Linked DNA regions of Homo sapiens: region 2 is linked to region 1. Evidence: chromatin loops called from intact Hi-C (ENCODE). Cell type or tissue: PC-9. All regions are shown on one strand. Region 1 overlaps BRI3 (brain protein I3). Region 2 overlaps BAIAP2L1 (BAR/IMD domain containing adaptor protein 2 like 1).

What was found. A loop is a pair of places that touch in the nucleus more often than their neighbours do. Peaks named below come from ENCODE experiments on the same cell type or tissue, not always from the same donor. Only the 100,000 strongest peaks of a DNase experiment are listed, where the experiment ranks them.
Region 2: it touches region 1 in a loop (4-fold over the local background); 5 of 110 quality-filtered maps call a loop at or near these places.

What each region holds. Positions count from the first base shown.
Region 1 is chr7:98,284,959-98,287,458 of GRCh38, reverse strand. The region is part of intron 2 of BRI3 (brain protein I3); the gene reads right to left. Among named protein-coding and RNA genes, the nearest start is that of BRI3, 4.5 kb to the right of the region's middle. RefSeq lists an enhancer at 676-1,388. In PC-9, CTCF peaks have their summits at 737 and 939; a DNase peak (open chromatin) is centred at 1,088; H3K4me3 peaks cover 2,145 bases; H3K27ac peaks cover 2,500 bases.
Region 2 is chr7:98,359,222-98,361,721 of GRCh38, reverse strand. The region is part of intron 2 of BAIAP2L1 (BAR/IMD domain containing adaptor protein 2 like 1); the gene reads left to right. Among named protein-coding and RNA genes, the nearest start is that of BAIAP2L1, 41 kb to the left of the region's middle. RefSeq lists enhancers at 264-1,143, 1,144-2,021. In PC-9, no CTCF peak of the experiment used is centred here; a DNase peak (open chromatin) is centred at 1,141; H3K4me3 peaks cover 516 bases; H3K27ac peaks cover 2,500 bases.

The DNA.
Region 1 (2,500 bases):
CCCACGGCCTCCCAGGCACAGGGAAACACCCTCCTTCCAACCCACGGAATTTCTGTCCAGACCCATCCCATCCTCAGCCAGAGCACAGGGCTGGGCCGTTTGTGCCACCCTGGCCTGAGCCCCTCAGTCCAGGGACCCACTCCGGCACCTCCTAAGGCAGCCTCCCTATCCCTGGTCCATTCAACCCCCACCCTCCTGCCCACCTCCACACCGCTTAAAGAGAGGGTAGGAGGGCCAAGGCCCCCGGGTCTCTGGGGAGAGCGAGCCTGTTTCCCTGCAGTGCCGCCCGGGAGCTGGACAGATCCAGCTGTCCCAGGAGGCTCAGGCCTCTGCCAGCAACAGAAGGCTGTGATCCAGACCTGAGAACCCCGGCCCGGGAGAACGAGCACTTGGGCCTGAGAGCTCTGAACGGGCTTCGAAGGCCCGAGGGCTGGCCAGGAGAGTTCGGCCCTCACCTCTGGCTCTGGGGTCAGCCTAAGGGTGGGCAGCATTCCCTACCCCCCAGGATTCCACAGCCGTACCCACAACTTCAAACGCCAAGAGGCGCTGAAGGCAGAACTCGCTGTCACTTGACAGCAAACTCACCTGGCAGCAACATGTGACCTGAACTGGTGTGTGGCTATTTATAGTCGTAATTTATCCTACTTTATCTGAATATTCATGTCTTGCTGCAGAAATATTAAAGTTTTAACTGCAGTACTGCCCTAGACCTCAAAAGGAGTGTTGGCATCATTTACTTTTTAAAACCCCAAATCTTCTGAACTGAGAAACACAATCCAGATTCTAGGTCAAGACTCCCCAAGCTGCAGGGCAGTCCTGTCCCCAGCACTGGAGGGCAGAAGGGGAACCCCTGCCCCGGAACACCTGCGGTCCCCACAGCCTCGAGTTCTCCTCCCTTCCAAACCCGGAAGAGCCCACCTGAGTTGGTGAGGTGGGTTTCAACCTTCTCAACCGCTCTGGTCCTGACCGGCTCTCTCTAGCCGCCCCTCCCCCATTCTTGTGCAATAAGCCACGCGGCCAGGGAGGGACCATGGCCACTGGCGAAATTAGGGAACTGACTAATTCCAAGAGCACTCCCTTAAGGCGACTCCAGTCCTGCAGTGAAAGTGGCCAGTCATGCCACTGTCATCCACTCAGAGCTGGGCCCTGGGACAGTAGAGGCCGCGGGGCTCCCGCCTCACCAAGGACAGAGGGGGCTGGCAGCAGGGCTCTGAGCTGCCCAGGGAGAAGGCCATCCTCGCCCTCCCTGTGTCCCCACAGGCACTTTACAGGAGGCTGAAGCTGAGGGTGTGTCCAGGGACTCCCAGCCGGGAAAGGCGTGGCTGGGATCTGAACCCAGATGGGCTCCCCAGTCACGAGCACCCATCCTGCAGGTCCCAGTTCTCCCTCCCAGGTAGCCCCCAAAGGCAGTGTCACAGGGGGCTGGCCCTAGGGCACCAAGCTGCCCTCTGCGCACATGGTGGCCTCAAGGCACCATCCACGCCCAGGAACAACCCCAGACCACCACCCCGCTGGAAGGCCAGGCCTCGCCAGGAAAAGGGGAGACGCAGGGCTTCCTCAGAGGGCTGAGGGCCTGAAGCCATGCTCAGCGCAGGGCGAGGTGGCCCCAAAGCAGCTCCAGCCAGGCTCTGGCTGTCCCAGGGTGTCCACTCCCCACAGGGGAGCTGCCTGGCTTAGGGACAGTTCACCAGGACCTCCCAGGGCCATTCCCAGCAAACCCAATGGCCAGGGCCAGCCCTCGCCTCCCCTGTGGAAGAAAGGCCTGAGAAGGTGCCCGGAGACTCTGCCTGCCACCACACCCACCCCAGCAGTGCCACTTGGCCCACAGCTGGGGGCTGAGCCCAAGGTCAGAGACTCAGGAGGCCACTGAGGGAGCACTTGGGCACCGAGGTCTGCAGCCCTGCCCAGCAAGCAGCCCAGGCCCAAGCTCCGGCCCATCCGCTGCCCCCACACCTCAGGCCAAGACTGTCAGGACGGGGACAGCCCACAGGCCATACATATGGGCAGAGCCATCCCAGCTAACTCAGCCACTTCCTCAACCAGGGGAGCTCTGGCTTCCAGGTCACAGGTGGTAGGAGGGAGCAGCCCCTCCACCTCCATCGTCTGGAAGCCCAAGGCTGTCACAGGCTCCTTCCCCTCCAGCCCCTCCCGGGCTCCACAGTCACCACCCCGTGCCCTCCACAGCCCACCTCTGCCCCCCAAGGGCCGTGGCAGCCTCCACGCTGGCCACTGAGCCGCACCCTGGACCTCTGAGCGACATCCGCCCTCCACAGCTGTTCTTTTCACCTTCCCTAGGAAAAGTGAAATCCTTTCCAGGATTTCCTCTCTCTCTGGTCACCCCCAAAACTAAATACCCAGTGACAGCCCAGCCAGTACTCATGGGGGCCTGGTGCAGGCCAGGGGCCTTCCCCACTCCTGCCTTCCCCGCTTGCAGGACGCAGGCTCTGCTCCAGCCCAGGAGAGCCTCCCAGCGCAGCTACCTCATCCTGCACCTAGGTAC
Region 2 (2,500 bases), 74 kb before region 1:
CCTGAATGGAAAAACATCTAAATTAAACAGTTGGACTTAGGTTCTCATTTCAAAATATATGCTTCATTTAAAATGAACTTGAGTATTGCTATTGGCCTGTCTTTGTGATTAAAATGCATCAGTGATCACCTTAAAAACGCTAGCAATCACCAAATTCTAACATGGGCAAGACAGTTCTTCCCCAAAATGTAGCAAGTATCACCCCAAAACACTCAGACCCCAGTTTCACCCTCTCCCACCGCTCTACTTTTGTCACCAAGTAACATAAGTAGAAATGTAGTTTCTGACAGATTTGAAGGCAGCTTCAGATCAAGTTTTACATCTTCTTATCTCTTCTTTCTTTCTTTCTTTCTTTTTTTTTTTCCCAGACAGAGTCTTGCTCTGTCGCCCAGGCTGGAGTGCAGTGGAACAATCTCGGCTCACTGCAACCTCTGCCTCCCAGGCTCAAGCGATTCTTCTGCCTCAGCCTCCCAAGTAGCTGGGATTATAGGTGTACACCACCATGCCCAGCTAATTTTTGTATTTTTAGTAGAGATGGGGTTTCACCATGTTGGCCAGGCTGGTCTCGAACTCCTGACCTCAGGTAATCCACTCCCCTCAGCCTCCCAAAGTGCTAGGATTATAAACTTAAGCCACCACACCCAGCCTCTTATCTTTTTTGCCATACTGGTTGCTCCCTGTTGATATTTTGAAAATAAACCTGTGGCCTCACTCTCGCTCAGCATGAACCTGCCCCAGGAAAGGGTGTGAGCTGGCTAGACTGTGGACTCTGGGTGAGGAGGAGCACCATTGTGTGTAGTCGCTGGAAAAGTATACTGCTCATTTACTCTTCTGCCTTGCTGTGCTTTCGGAGATTTCAGCAGCAGGAAATGCAGCAGGTCTGGGATTTTGCTCCCTTGCCCTCCAGTGGTCCCCGTGACTTCTGCAAGTGCCCCTGTCCTCCAGAAAGCCAGAGCTGTGCACTGCTGACTCTCCCTCGAAGATTGCTTAGTCACAAGGCCACAAAGTCATTGCTTTAGATGTCCTTGTGAAGGAAATCACTGTGACCTGCAGTTTTTTTTTCTTTCTAGCATGAGCTGCCTCTTTTTTTTTTTTTCTTTCTAGCATGAGCTGCAGAGTTTTACAAGGTGAGCCAGTGAGCTGCCTACAGCTTAGCTTCCTGCTAACAAGGCTTCTCCCCAAAGGGCTCTTGACACTTTAGCACCTCCTGGGGAGTAAATACTTCAGAAGGTATTTCCAGAATTTCTGCAGGCCATCTGGTTGTGCCTTTGCTGAAGCCATTGAGAAATGTAGGTAAATGTGTAAAGTCCTTGGTGAGAATTTGGAAATAGTTGAGGCTGCCAGGTGTGCAGTCCACAGTTACGTTAGAACACAAGGCAGGCTGGGCGTGGTGGCTCGTGCCTGTAATTCCAGCACTTTGGGAGTCTGAGACAGGAGGATAGCTTTAGCCCAGGAATTCGAGACCCCGTCACTACAAAAAAAATTTAAAAATTAGCTCAGGCCAGGCGCGGTGGTTCACGCCTGTAATCTCAGCAATTTGGGAGGCCGAGGTGGGCAGATCACCTGAGGTCAGAAGTTCGAAACCAGCCTGGCCAAAATGGTAAATCCCTGTCTCTACTAAAAATACAAAATTTAGCCGGGAGTGGTGGCACGTGCCTGTGATCCCAACTACGTGGGAGGCTGAGGCAGGAGAATCACTTGAACCCGGGAGGCAGAGGTTGCAATGAGCCAAGATCATGCCACTGCACTCCAGCCTGGGCAACAGAGTGAGACTCGGCCTCAGAAAAAAAAAAAAATTAGCTGGGCATGGTGGCATGCTCCTGTGGTCCTACCTATCAGGAGCCTGGGGTGGGAGGATTGCTTGAGTCCAGAAGTTCGAGGCTGCAATGAGCTGTGATTGTACCACTGCACTCCAGCCTAGGAGACAGAGCAAGACCCTGTCTCAAAAAAATTAAAAAAAAAAAAAAAAAAAAAAACCCAGGTCTACAGGTGAATGGCTAGGAGCATTGTACAGACCAGTGTCACAAGAATTTGAGTGGTGTGGGTTGGTGTGGCCTGGAACAGGGAGGAGGCCCTGCAGGAGATGAGCTATCTGCCAGATGTTAGGTTTCAGCAGGCAGACACTACTGCACGCATAAAAGACAGCAAGTCGGCCGGGCGCGATGGCTCACGCCTGTAATCCCAGCACACTGGGAGGCCGAAGCGGGCGGATCACGAGGTCAAGAGATTGAGACCAGGCTGGCCAACATGGTGAAACCCCGTCTCTGCTAAAGATACAAAAATTAGCCAGGCGTGGTGGCGGGTGCCTGTAATCCCACCTACTCAGGAGGCTGAGGCAGGAGAATCACTTGAACCCGGGAGGTAAAGGTTGCAGTGAGCAGAGATCGTGCCATTGCACTCCAGCCTAGTGACAGAGCAAGACTCTGTCTCAAAAAAAAAAAAAAAAAAGACAGCAAGTAAGCCAGGACCTGGGGTCCACACTGGCATGGGTGGCACACTG